Regions from separate parts of the Homo sapiens genome. Here region 1 is linked to region 2. Evidence: chromatin contacts called from ENCODE Hi-C data. All regions are on one chromosome and are shown on one strand. The core of a region is the stretch at or near the end of the contact, and the rest is flanking DNA. Distances in the headings are between cores, read along the strand shown.

Evidence for each region. Hi-C counts contacts between places; a loop is a spot of excess contacts on that map. Pooled maps may share reads with other maps.
Region 1: a loop to region 2 is called in a pooled map, with 14 times the contacts of the local background. The contact joins the enhancer-like site here to the promoter of ADRM1 in region 2. A Hi-C loop is called at or near these places in 2 of 37 single-sample maps with no recorded cell type and 9 of 50 pooled maps.

Annotation. Positions count from the first base shown.
Region 1 is chr20:62,737,994-62,745,067 of GRCh38, reverse strand. The region is part of intron 1 of NTSR1 (neurotensin receptor 1); the gene reads right to left. Among named protein-coding and RNA genes, the nearest start is that of NTSR1-AS1, 6.2 kb to the right of the region's middle. RefSeq lists enhancers at 4,500-5,128, 4,109-5,308. Within about 2 kb of position 4,232, at least 21 of the 41 ENCODE cell types and tissues checked have a DNase peak (open chromatin) inside an H3K27ac peak, as active enhancers do.
Region 2 is chr20:62,299,097-62,306,175 of GRCh38, reverse strand. ADRM1 (ADRM1 26S proteasome ubiquitin receptor) reads right to left here and starts at 3,179. Exons shown (of 10, transcript NM_007002.4): 1 at 3,127-3,179; 2 at 2,395-2,608; 3 at 1,599-1,715. The coding sequence starts at 2,607. RefSeq lists an enhancer at 1-390 and silencers at 3,070-3,529, 3,550-3,669.

The DNA of each region.
Region 1 (7,074 bases), core at 2,983-5,482, 440 kb before region 2:
AGGGGTGGATGTTCCAGAGCAGAAGGTCATGGTGGGAGACAGGGGTGTCTGCTGTGACAGCCGTGGTGGTCTGGAGGTGGGGCTGCCTCCATGGGAATCTCATTCGTGCTTCTGGCAGTATCCTCTGCTGTGTGCACCCCTCAGCTGCTACCCCTTGCCTCCTAGCCCTGTCTGGGTCTGGGAATGGCGTTTGAGTGGTTGGTAGGGCCTCAAGCCTCTCAGAAGCAGCCGAATGCCTGGGGTTTGGTGCCAGAAGTGGGGGCCTGGCTTGTTCCCTGGCCAGCTGTGAGCTCGGCAGGTCCTCCTGGGCCTCAGGCTCATTTCTCTCTTTTTTTTTTGTGAGACTGAGCTTTGCTCTTGTTGCCCAGGCTGGAGTGCAGTGGCGCGATTTCTGCTTATCACAACCTCCGTCTCCCAGGTTCAAGTGATTCTCCTGCCTCAGCCTTCCTGAGTAGCTGGGATTACAGGCATGTGCCACCATGCCTGGCTAATTTTGTATTTTTTTTTTTTTTTGAGACGGAGTCTTGTTCTGTCACCCAGGCTGGAGTGCAGTGGTGTGATCTCAGCTCATTGCAAGCTCCACCTCCCGGGTTCACGCCATTCTCCTGCCTCAGTCTCCCCAGTAGCTGGGACTACAGGTGCACGCCGCCATGCCTGGCTAATTTTTTTGTATTTTTAGTAGAGACAGGGTTTCACCATGTTAGCCAGGATGGTCTCGATCTCCTGACCTCATGACCCGCCCACCTCGGCCTCCCAAAGTGCTGGGATTACAAACACGAGCCACTGCGTCCAGCCCCTCAGCCTCATTTCTAAAAGAGCGAGCCTAGAGGTGCTGCCTCAGTTCCTGGAGCACTGACTGTGCTCCCTTGGGTGTGGGAAAGGAAGCAAATTGGGGGGCACAGGACTGCGGCTTGGGAGGCTGGGATGGGACACGCTGGGGCGACGGCTGGTGGGGCTGGACCTATGGGAGGGACAGCCTGGCCTCTGCCCCCTCGCATGTGTAATTTTGATGGGGAGGACGGAGGTGGAGTGAAAGGTTAGATAATGAAACAGCAGGTGTGTTAGGGGGATCTGGACCGGGGCGCAGCCTCTGGGTGGTTGGTCTGAGCTTGGCCGTGGAGACCAGGTGGGGAGCGGGAGGGGTGCACACGGTATGCCTGCCCACAGGTGAGGGCACAGCCAGACAGCAGGAGGGTGCCCCCGACACAGGCTCCAGACAGCCGGCCTCAGCCCCTCGACCTCAGGCAGGGCGTTCTCACCTCGCTCTTCGAGAGCAATTGCTTGTTTTGTATTCTGCCTTTCTCTCTAATTCATCCCATTGTGTTTAGATCAAGAGACAGCCCCAGACTGGCACACTGCTTCCCGGCTCCGCAGCCAGCCTGTGCTGAGTGGGAAGGTGCAAAACCCTTTTGCTTTGCAGAACCCAGAGGCTTTGTAAGATGGCTGCAGAGGCTGCGGGGCGGGTGGGAGGGGAGGCTCCTGTCCACACCCTCCCAAGGGGGTGACCGCTGGGGTGGCCTTGCTGGGCTGGCAGGGGATCGCCCTCTCCCTGAGCAGATGACCAGCCCCAGCAGGGCCCAGGCTCACGGACGGTCTTTTCTAACCTCCCAGACAGACTCCAGGTGGAGAGGCCCCCACTAGACCCAGCAAACACTGACTTGGGAGCAACCCTCAGGGTTCTCATGACCCCGAACTGCCTTCCCCACCACAGCTGAGGCCAGGAACGATGGCAGAGTTAATTCAGAAACCCTGTGTGCCAGGGCCGTCAGCACAGGCTTGTTCGAAACCCCAATGATTGGTGAACAACTCAAAGGCTCACCCTTTGGGGCTGGTCGCCATGGCATGACGCACCCACACCACGGGGCACTCAGCTGACTGGACCGGGGGCAGGGAGCAATGAGGCAATGGGTGGGCCTGAGATGGCCGGGATACGTGTCCAGCAGGGGCGGCTCCGTGCTCCCCTCCCAGCCTGACTCTCTGGATTGGAGCCTACCGAGCTGATCTGGGGAGAGGGCAGGGTAGCTGGGAGGGTCTCAGGTGTGTCCCCCAAAAGCTAGACTCCCACAGTGAACTACCTACACAAACAAAGCTAAACTCAGAGAACGTTCCACTTGCCTGTGCTGTGGGTATGTCCCGTGACAGGTGCCCTGGGATGAACAGGAACCCCACGGCCACACCAGAGCCACTGTGACCACCTCACAGCCCTGGAACTGGGGAAACACTGCGGGGAGAGGGATGGGAACCCTGGTGGGTCTCTGCTCCCCATGCCAGAGGTGGGGTGCCAGGGCCAAGAGAGCAAAGGGGTCTTTAAGGTGACACAGCCCAGCGCTTTCCAGGAGTGAGGTCATCCAGGAGGCTCTGACCAGTGGCTGTCCTCAGAGGAGACACCATGGAGGGACCCAGGGAAAAGCAGCGGCCACCCACAGGACACCTGAGACCTAGGGCCCTGTGTAAACAGGTGTCTGGGGAGCAGAGGACGGAAGGCATAAAGAACTGCCAGTGTGACCTTGTTCTAGAAGGTTCTGGTAGTGGCCAGCTTGGGATACTGTGCTGTCCCTCAGTCCCCAGTCTCTTTCCTCGGTCCTCCCTCCCAGGCATCTAAGCAGTACCAGGCCCGGCTCGAGATGCTGCTGGGATCTGGAATGCAAAGCTGTGGGACTTGCTGCCCAGTGGGGACACGCCTGACTCATGGTGGATGGGGGCCTGGAAAGCCGTACATTGCCGCGTGGTCAGCAGTGACCACAGACCTGGCCTGAGGAGGAGCCCACACACCACCTCCTGGAACGCCAGCATTTCTGAGTCCCTGAGGGCAGGACTGGAGAGAGAACAGGCGTGTGACCTGGAGGGGCCATGTCAGCCACCTCGGTGTCTGTGGGACCACTGTGGGGAGGGGATGAAATGGACGGCGCAGCTTCTGGCTAGTACTTGGCCCCTCACGACCCCGTCCACGCCTCCATCAGAGAGCTCTGATGTGCAGGTTTTGGCTCAGTATTAAAAATAACGGTTTGAATTCCTCTAACCTTCACTTTCTAGCTGACATCGACTGTCCTGGGGTCTACACATACTCTGTGTGCACCACCTCAGGCACACAGGTCTCATCTGTGAGGCAGAGGCTCCTGTCAGGCTCCTTTTGTAGATAAAGAAACCCAGGCACAGTTGTGAACCCAGGGGCCTGATCCCACAGCCTGAGCTCCCACTTCCTCCATCAGGGGCCATCCTATGAGCAGATCCTCATCCCCACTGGTGAAGCTTTGTGGCATGTACCTCACCTGAGCAGATGCCTTCTGTGGGCCATTGCCAGGTTTTGAGAGCATCTAGTCCAAGGCTGTGGCTCCTTGGCGACCTCTCAGGGACTGAGCCTGCCCCACAGCCTCTGTCCATGGCTCCTCCACTCTGTTCCCTGCACTTTTCTTCTGGTTTGGAATTTCTGGGAAAGGCTCAAGAGAATGCCAGAGCCCCAGGGAGCCTCAGGGGTTCAGTACCATGGACAATGCCCAGGCATGCTCGAAGGGGCGCACAGACATGGGGTGGGAGGAACATGGTGTGGGGCAGGGGGCCGGTGTAGGGACCCCCAAGCCAGCTGGGGGCAAGGACCCCATCAGGAGAACTCTGGCCACCTGCAGACCCGTCCTCTGAGCGGGGCTGGTGAGTCACCCGTCACCTCTGCAAGAGGTTTGCCCTCCTCTCCTCTTCCAGGCAGCAGGGAGCCCTGAGTGTGGGAGTTGGAATCTTTTCCCTCCTGATTGCTGGAGCTATAGAGGCCATTGTCTGAGTGGGGACTTGGCAGAACAGAAGCCCCTGGAAGCCACATCCTGTCTGTGCCCGGCTGAGCTGCGGGACTGGCAGCAGCCTGGCTGCCGGGAGACCCCTGACTTAGCAGCCTGGCTGCCGGGAGACCCCTGACTTAGCCCAGAGGGCCTTAGTCAGATTAGGGAAAGAGCCTTCCTGACACCCTTGCCTCCTCTACCTGTGCTGGGCAGGTGCCCTCCAGGACAGGAGGAGGGGAGGCCCCTGGCCCTCAGCCCCGGGAACGGCCCTCCCCTCGCTGAGCCTGGCCGGGGCCCAGAACCCCAGTGTGCCCCATTAGTCACTCTGAGGGCAGTGCTGGGGTGGCGAGTTGCTTTTCAGCTGCTCCAGCACTTCTCAAGAGTAAATCACAGGCAGCGGCAGGTGACAGCCAGCGGTTGAGGCTGCGGGCTGCAGGTCTCTGCCATGTTTTCAAATATCTGCCAGCTTCAAGCCCATGAGAATGCTCACACCCACAAGGCATCTGCTGGGAAGCACGACAGGGCTTTAAAAACTCTTGACAAGCCCAGGAGGCTGCGCAGAGCAGTGAGTGAGGGGTGGAATTCTGGCCCCGGTCACGGCCCCCACCTCTCTGGGGATCTGAGCGGGAAGGATCCCTGGTAGGGCCTCGCACTCCTGTTTCTCAGATGAGGAAACCGTGGCCAGGTGGGGGCTCCCCTGGGCTCGAGTCCACAGCTCTGGTCTCCACCCTCAGACTGTCGGCACAACCCTTTTCCCTCCCGCCTGCACGGCTTGTAAGATCTGTCTCCCGCTCACCCTATGACTAAGAATGAGCCCCACAACCCTTTTCCCTCCGGCCTGCACGGCTTGTAAGATCTGCCTGCCGCTCACCCTATGACTAAGAATGAGCCCCACAACCCTTTTCCTTCCGGCCTGTGCGGCTTATAAGATCTGCCTGCCGCTCACCCTATGACTAAGAATGAGCCCCACAACCCTTTTCCTTCCGGCCTGCACGGCTTGTAAGATCTGCCTGCCGCTCACCCTATGGCTGCGAATGAGCCCGTTCGATCCGGTTTGCTGAGGCTTTCGTTCATACTTTTCTAAAACGCAGGGCACTAACGTGACAGATCAGAAGTGGAGCTAACACACTTAGCACAGAGCGCTTTGGAGCCCGGTTCCTTGAAAAAAGCCACACCATCCGGAAAAGTTCTCTGCTCCATGCAGGAAAAGCCCAGAGACCTGCAAACGCAAGCCCTGGGTTTCCGGGGAGTTTGTGCAAAGCCCCAGCTGTGACCAAGGAGGAGCTGCTGTGATCAAGGGGGAGGCCCTGCAGCTGGGGACGAGGCGGTGCGGCCAGGGGCCAGCAGTCCCAGCACGACTTAACTTTCCATGTCAGAGCACAGATTTGGAAAAGAGCAAGTGTTCCCAGTTGCCTGCGGGACAGCATATGCGTCCCGCACCCCGCCGGCCTGTTCTCCAGTTCTGGCCGTCGCCGGCCGCTGCACCTCCAGCCCCACGGTTCTCTGTGTGCTTTTCTGCCATGCAGACATATGGGCATCAGGCACATCCTGCCCCTCCCAGCGCCTAGTGGCCACGCCCTGGCAAAGCTGGCCGCCGTGTCCCACAGACATCTGGCTCTACACAGCATCTCAGCGGTGTCAGTGGAATTAGTGTTCTGCCCTGTTGTGGTGAATCTGATTATGGTGAACACACAGAGCCAAGTGTCCTCACCCACCGGAAGAGGCCGTAGGGGTGAGAGAGGAAGGCCGGGGGCGGCCCCTCACACCCCCAAGTACCTGCATGGGAGGGACTGACTCAGTGACACCTGGCTCTCCTTGCTTCCCCAGCTGCCCAGCCCCTGGGCTCAGGGGGCCCCAGGCTCTGGCTTAACCCCAGATCTCCACCCTTTGTGCTTCAGCCAGGCCCCTTCTGTGTGATTCCAGGGGCTCCAGCCTCTACCCTGAGTGGCCGAAAGGAAGGGCCAGTGCTCTGGAACAGCAGTGGGACCCAGGGCCACCCCATCCAGTGCCGAGTCTGGGATCTCAAGAGCATAGGACGTGGGAGACTTGGTGAACCAAGAGGGCCCAGGGGCCAGGGTCAAGCACAGCCAGAGGGGGCCTGCTGCCCGGAAGTGTCCTGGAGAGCCTCTCAGCCTGTCCCGGTTCAGTCTCAAGAGCCCAACGGGTCCCCAACGGCGCCACACGACATGAGGTTCCACACGCGTCTCCCTCACAGCCACGCAGGGCTTTCCTTTACAACAGTGAGGAGGCTTGGCTTTTCTGTTTTATGAATGGCTCAGTGCATGAAAACACGCGTGTGTAAAAGATAGATCACTGGGGAGGCGACAAGTCCCAGCTTTCCCATTTCTAGATCCTAGAGTCAAGAACAAGGCAGCCCAGGATTTTGGCCTCGCTGAGTGACCCTGAGCATATTTCCCTTCTCGTGCTGGCCCTGTCTCCTCCTCATGATGGAAGGGGATGGGCTGGTCCATTTTGGAGATCTCTGGCCTGAGACCTAGACCCTCCGCCATCTCTGCTGCCAAGAGCAGCAAGGCTGGAGCCACCTCGAGGACCAGCGTGAGCCTGGACGTGTTCCCAGCCTCCAGCCCGGGTTCCTGCCATGCTAACCCCGCGGGCAGAAGAGAGGCAGTGCACAGGGCTCCCTGCCAACACAGGCACGGCTGAGGCCTGTGGCCACCTTGCAAGGTAGGAGCCCATGAAAGCCAGAGGGCTGATTGGCTCCAGGAGAAGCCTGTCTCTAGAGAGAGACAAATGTACGGCTCATAGGCTCGCCGGGAGATTTTCATGATACTTCGCTGGTGGTCATCAGCCTGTCCTTCCACCCTGCAGGAACGCAGCGGCAGCTGAGGCCTTTTTAGGAAACGAGGCCTCCCCATGGCTCGGGCTATTACTGCTGGCAGCTGGGAGGCTGACCCCACAGCTGCAGGCTTCTCCCCAAGCCGGGCTGCAGACCTGAGCAGGGAGTAGTTTGCCTGACTCTTCTTGGAATGTTCCAGAACTCAGTGGCTGCACCTGCCTTGTCTGTCCCTGTCCCTGGGTTCATCCAGGCCGGCCATCTAGCACCCTCCGTCACCCTCTGCGTGCACCTGGGTTCATCCAGGCCGGCCATCTAGCACCCTCCATCACCCTCTGCGTGCACTGCGTGCCCAGGCCCGCCTCGTGGAGCCTTCAAAAGCCCTGACGGTGCACCTGATGCATCCAAGGCACCTGGCATAGGCAGAGGAGGGGGAGGGGGGCAGACGTGGGCAGATGGGCACTGCAGGGAAAGGGATGCGGCTGTTGCGGAGGACCAGGGGGCATGCAGCGT
Region 2 (7,079 bases), core at 1,930-4,429:
AGGGCAGGAGCTGGCGCCAGCTCACCCAGGGCCACCACAGCCATCCTCTGACCTGGCTTCCAGGTGAGGGACCTGAGACGCAGAGGCGCGTGTGCCTGGCCACACAATGCTGAGGAGACAGGACCCGGCCCAGCAGGTGAGGGGACGGCAGTGGCGCCTCCTGAGCACGATGCTCTGCGCCCTGTCCCCATCCGCCGCAATCCCGGGTGTGCCCTGTCCCCCTCCGCCCATTTCACAAATGGGGAGCCTAGAGCTCCGAAGGCACTTAGCTGCTGCCAGACCAAGCCCTCTCACCCTCCTGCCCTCTGGGGTGCGGTTCTTTACACACCCGTCTCCTTCCTTCAACCAGTGGAAGGCAGCGAACTGGCCCGCTCAGCACACCGCGGCCCAGGGCCACGGCAGGCGCTCACAATCGAGCACACGCGTGTGCACACACATGTGCACAGATCAGTGTCAGAAGCATCGACCTGCGAGCTCACAGAGCTGGGAGCAGAGCACCCACGCACACCCCGAATGGCTATGGAAGCTGCAGGGCGCCAGGGACACTGGGAGTCCCTGCTCTCATGGCAAAGCAGGGACGGGGGACTTAAAAGCCACCAACAGGAAAATCGGGGAAAAAAGGGAGATGGTGGTAACAGTTGGACACTATTTCTTGGCAAAACCGTGGAAAAACACGTTCTACACCAGCAGGTGGCAAATTGTGGCCGCCATCTGTGTTTGCAAATAAAGTTTAACTGGAGTTTGGCTATGCCTGTTCATTTTCTCAGGCCGCTGCACACTACTTGCACAGGTGACCAGCAACACAGACCATGTGCTCCACAGAGACCTCAGCCAGGGCCACCCCTGCTCTTGAAAGTGCCAAGGGGGGTGGGGTGGGGACAGCAGCTCCACCTCTGGCAGAGAGCATGGCCTTCTCTCTCCACACTGCAAACGCATGCACACGCTTCCTGACCACAGGCCCGCCACCAGTTTTCACCTACAGATGATACTGGCTTATGGAAAATGATCTGTGTACCGGGAAATTCTTTGCAACACTGCCTGTAACAGCACAAAAAACGGCAACAAGCTCAATGGTCACTGACAGATGGCAGAATGAGCAGCGGCCTCTAGACCCAAAAGACGCTCTGCAGCTGTGGGTAAGAGAAACCCTGGGCACTGACACCCCTGGCCTCCAGGACACACTGCCAGGGAAGGGGCAGGACTGTGGAAAGTGTGAGCAGGATGCTTCGTTTCTGTGAGCACCAGCAGGGAAGCCACACAGGGGCCTCTGCCTCTGCTGTGGGGGCCTCAGTGACCCACGGCAAGGGGCAGAGAGAGGGCACTGGGCATCGTTAGAACCAGGGCCAGCATGTCTGTCTGCCTGGAAATTTCACACCGCAATCGGTTGCCCGCAGCCCAGCCTGGAGCCTCCGTACTCTGGGAGAGGACCTCGGCCCCAGGTAGCATGCACCGCAGCCCTGAGGTGGCATCTCAGGCCGTGTGGCCGGGTGTGGCCGGCGCCTGCTGGTTTATAAAAGCCAATTGCACCACACTGTAAGCAAGTTCCTAACCGAATCGCAGGGCAACAAAAAGGCACAACCCCAAGGCCTGCCCCATACCTGCATCCAGAAGAAAAGCCGCTTGGACCCTGCCTTGAACTTCAGCACGTAGACCCTCCCGCTGGGGCACTGCGGCACCCGCTTGAACTCACAGTCGTCAGGGAAGATGATCAAGTCCTGGCAAGCCAGGGGAAGAGAGAGTCAGTGGCGCAGATGGCATCACTGTGCCCAGTCTCAGGAGAGCGTACTGAGCCCTGGGTCTAACCGGGTGGGGTGCGCAAGGGGCAGCTAAGCCGCCAGACCCCTCGCTGGCAGGGTCTCCACAAGGCAGAGAAGCCAGGGTCAGAGACAGCCCATGAAAGGCAAGGCCGGGGGAGAGAGCAGGGAAAGGGGCCTTTCAGATGGCAACGGGGTTTCTGAGACGTGCTGGAAACAACATTCCCAGAGTAGTTAAAAAGTCAACGCTGAACTGCTCTCAAATGTAACAAAGAACAACTAAGAGTTTGAAAAACAAAGAAGACTGAGTGAAGCCGCCAGGCACAGAGCTCCAGGCTCTCCAGGGCCACACCTCCAACCCCAGGCACCTCACACGGACAGTTCAAGGCCAGGCACAGAGCTCCGGGCTCTCCAGGGCCACACCTCCAACCCAGGCACCTCACACGGACAGTTCAAGATACACAGTGGCCGAGATGCCCCTGTCACCGCGGAAACCAGGACGACCCATCAGCAGGGCAGTCGATGACGGCCCCACGAGCGGTCCCCAGATGCGGCCAAGCCCCCACCGCGAACTCCAAAGCGAGGACTCCGAGGGCCCGAGAAGTCGCCTGTCCTGCTGCTGCGGCTCAGGGACACTCACGTCTTCCACGTTCCCGGACGTCCTGTCCTTCCAGCAGAAGTGAATAAGCGAGTCGTCCGTCTGCTGAATGTACACCAGCCCTTTCCGCTTATCCGGAGTCACGGTGGTCCCCTTCAGGGACATCTTTCCCGCCCGAAACTCCACCAAGTACTTGTTGGAGGCGCCCCGAGAGCCTGGCACCAGGCTTGGAAAGAGCGCGCCTGAGGTCGTCATCCTGAAAGCGCGGAGAGGACGCTGAGACGCGGCGGTCACTGTCGCCTGCGGTCCGGCAAGCTCCCGCCCCCTGGGGTGTTTGCGAGCAGGGGGCCTGCGCCCAGAGCTGCCTAAGGCAGACTCAGACACGCCGGGCTGCCTTTCCGCGTTTGCCCCGCTCACGACGATCGCACCGCCCGCACTCGGCGCTGGGCCGGGGCAGCCCCGCCAAGCCTAGTGGGGCCGGCCCTAGGCTTGACGCCGTCTCCGCGGGGCACCAGCCTCGACGCGCCACCCCGGCGACCCGCTCCGCGGGGCAGACCCGCCCGAGCTCCCGCCGAGCCCCACGTTCAGAGCCGCAGGCGGAACCGGGGCGGCGCCCGAGACCCCAGAACCCCCGCCCGGCCCGGCCCCCGCAGGCCCCACCCGCCGCGCCGGCCACCTTCTCGTCTTGGCTGCCCCCGCCCCATCCTTGGTCCAGCAGCCCCTGCCCCCGCCTCCGGTCGCCCCCGGCCGCCCCAGGCCCGGCGACTCCCGCACCTGCCTCGCGCCCACACTCGTTCGAGAGGCGCCGTCCGGGCTCGCTCTTCCTCCTCGGCGCCTGCCGGGCCCCGCCGGAAACCCGCGTTCGGCCCGCCCCGCCTGCCGCTCTCGCCGCCGATTGAGCCCCGTAAGCCGCGCAGCCGGCTCTAACCTGCCAACGATTGGCGAGGGCGACCGTCCATCGCACTCGCTCCTCCCCGGTCCGCCCCCGCGCCGGCGGCTCTTTTCCGGCGGAAGCGCGGGCCGCAGGGCGCTTGGACCAGAGCGGCCCCTATTGTTGCTGTGTCATAGGGGAGCGGCGGCGGCCCCTAGAGGCGGCGCCAGGGACCACAGGCGGGTTTCAGAGGGGCGCTGGGGAACTGCTCAGGTGGGGCCGAGCCCACCCCTCGGCGTCGCCCGCCCGGGCGGGCAGAGCTGTCACTCGTGTGGCTGAGCCAGGGGTTAGGCGGAGGCCGAGGAGTGCGGTCCGGCTGTGGGCGGCGGGCACCAGGGCTACGCATAGAAGTGACCATGGGTTCAGCGCTTTGGGGACCCAGGCGGGAGCTGGAGTCCACGCGTCCGGGAGAGCAGGGGTCCGGGAGGGTAGAGCGAGGGTGAGAACCGTGATATGGTCTCAGCTGTATACATCTAGTCCCGCAGGGGTCCGGGAGGGCAGGGGTCAGGAAGGGGTGGGTCCGGGAGGAGAGGGGTCCCGAGAGGGGAGGGGCTCCTGGAGGGGAGGGATCTGGGAGGGGTGAGTCCGGGAGGGGAGGGGTTCCCGGAGGGGAGGGGGCCCGGGAGGGGAGAGGGTCCCGGAGGGGAGGGATCTGGGAGGGGTGAGTCCGGGAGGGAGGAGTCAGGGAAGGCCTGAGTCCCAGACGGGTAGGGTCCTGGAAGGGAGGGGTCCTGGAGGGCAGGGGCTCACCCTCTGGACGCCTGGATGGGAAAGGCCACAGGGTAAAAAGGCGGCAGTCGCCCGCCAGTGTTGTGTAACTTTGAGTCACTTTGACACAAACTAAAGCGAAGACAACAGATAGTGTTTGTGGCGCCCCAGCCGGCTGCTGAAGGGACACGTTCTTTGGGATTTGCCTACAGCGACGCCAGGCGGGGGCTCTTAGAGGGCTCAGGCGCGGTGGCTCACGCCTGTAAACCCAGAACTTTGGGAGGCCGAGGCGGGCGGATTACTTGAGGCCAGGAGTTCAAGACCAGCCTGGGCAACATGGTGAATGAAACCCCGACTCTACTAAAAATGCAAAAATTAGCCAGGTATGCTGGCACATGCCTGTAATTCCATCTACTCAGGAGGCTGATGCACGAGAATCGCCTGAACCCGGGAGGTGGAGGTTGCAGTGAGCCGAGATTGCACCACTGCACTCCAGCCTGGGCGACAGAGGAAGACTCCTTCTCAAAAAAAAAAAATAATAATAATAATAGTAATAAAATAGAGAGGTCAGGCGCTTCGTGAGAACCCTGAGGTGCAGTGGCCTCTGCACCCCAGTTAAGCAAGACTAGATGTTTGCAGCTGAGACTGTGCCAGGGTCCTCAGGTTCTCCTTTGCCCATCGCTCACTTCCTTCTTTCCTTCAGATACTTCACTCCCTTCGGGCGCTCCCCGGGGTCACCGTGTGCTTGGTGGCTCACCCTCAGAGTGGATGCACAGCTGTGTGCTTACGTGCTCTCTGAGGTCTTTAGGTGTGTGTTTTCACTCACCCTTGTTGGGAGATGCGTTGGTGTTGATGCTGGCAGCTCCAGTCCTTTCATTCTGCAGGGAGCCTACTACTCAGGCCTCCATTGTCTCGGTGGCAGAGCTTGTGCCAGTTATGTTTAGTTGCCAGCTTTTGACTGTCATAATGCTTCCATTTGAAACATTGATTGAGCTAAAGATTCACGTTTTTTGTTTTGGAAAATGTAGCCACTTTTCATTTTAAAATGTGTGTTAACAGGTAGTAAGTTTGTTATTGTTATTTTTATGTAGCTAAATAATTTTAAATGTCCTCTTAATTCCTAGTATGGTAAATGTCAATAGATAAAGCTCACATAAACAAAAGCTCTTTGGGGTCCTGTATAATTTTTAAGAATTTAAACGGTTCCAGAAGCTAAAGGGCTTGAGAGGGGCTAACACAAAGCTCTGTGGCCCGCTGGTGACAGGTGCGTCACTGATACTGCAGCCCCATCCTCGTGCCCTCGTGTAAAACAGGGAAAAGGTGGAAATGAGAAAACCCAGCCTGGCTTTCCCGGCAAGAAGGTGGCAAGCGTCACTTGTTTATGTCACAGACAGTAAAGCAGAAGCCCCAGGGTCCGCAGGGGCCAAGTGTGCAGAGGCCAACGCAGTGGCCAAGAGGACCCTGGATTTACCATTTCCTCCACTTCCTGGAGGCCCTGTGGCCTGGGATGGCTCAAACAACCCCAGAACTCTTTACCCACACTTCAAGCGAAACTCCCACATTCCTATGAGCATGCTGCAGTGAGGAAACGAGCCGCAGCCAGGCAGGCTTTGCAGAGGCCACTGTGGGTGCCCGCTGCCAGCCCACGGGCTCTATGCGTGTGTGGGGTATGGCACCTGGAGCACCCAGCAGCCCAGGACTCCAGCTGTGGCCACAGAGTGGGTGGGGGGGCACACGCTGCTTTGTGTCAGGAATCTCGGACTTGAAGCACACACAAGGTCAGAAGGGCTGTGTGACATGTGCAGCTGTCCCTATCTTCTAATTGGTCGCTGATGGCAGTTGGTGGGACGTCTGCAAAATGCCCGCAGCATCTAGAGGAGCAGCCTCACCGGGACACGCGCATTCAGCTAAAGGATTTGGACTAAGAGATCCCCCAAAAGAGATTTCTATTCATCCTGTTTAGCAAAAAAAAAACAACCCCAGACTTGCATGATGGCTCACACCTGCAATCCCAGCACTTTGGGAGGCCGAGCTGAGAGGGTCCCTTGAAGCCCAGGAGTTCCAAGACCAGCTTAATCAAGACAGTGAGACCCTGTCTTTAGAAAAAGACAAATTAAAAAAGAGCCAGCCATGGCGGTGCATGCCTGTAGTCTCAGCTACTTGGGAGGCTGAGGTGAAGGTCAAGGCTGGCGGTGAGCCGTGATGGCACCACTGCACTGCAGCCTGGGTGACAGAGCGAGACCCTGTCTCAAAAAAGCCCCAAACTGTAAAGAAAGCACACCCTGATGCTCTCCACGTGCTGCAGGCTCCTCGGGTGAAAGGTGGGCGGCAGAGCCCAGGCTGCGCCTCCACGTGGGCAGAAGACACCTCCGGATGTTTCACCAAAGAGGTCACAGGCAGCAAAGGCACCATGGCAAGCTGCTCAACACCATTATTCATGAGGGAAATGCAAATGAAATACACCTGCTGGAACTTAGCAAACGATGGAAGGTGCCAGGCAAAGTTGGAAACACCAATGGCACGGCTACTTCGGAAAAGCATTTGGCAGGGGTAGGGTTTTTTAAACTTTTTTTTTTTTTTTTTTTTTTTTGAGATGGAATCTCACTCTATCCCATAGGCTGGAGTGCAGTGGCTTGATCTCAGCTCATTGCAGCCCCCGCCTCCTGAGTTCAAGCAGTTCTCCTACCTCAGCCTCCTGAGTAGCTGGGATTACAGGCATGTGTCACCAGACCCGGTTAATTTTTGTATTTTTATTAGAGACAGGGTTTCACCATGTGGGCCAGGTTGGTCTCGAACTCCTGAGCTTGAGCGATCCACCCGCCTCAACCTCCCAAAGGCTGGGATTACAGGTGTGAGCCACTGCACCTTGTGGGTTTTTTTTTTTTTTAACATTTTAAAAATAGACAAGTCACAACTGAGTGGAAGGCAGAGAGTTCTGGTCCCCCTGGGTGTTCGGTGAGCTACGCCGCCACCGGGTCAGCGCCCAGAGCCCGCCATTCGCGTCGAGGTCCACGTCGGTCCATCTGTGCTGCCACCACTGACCAGGCAGTTTACAAAGAAGCGAAACGTACTTTCTCACAGTTCTGCA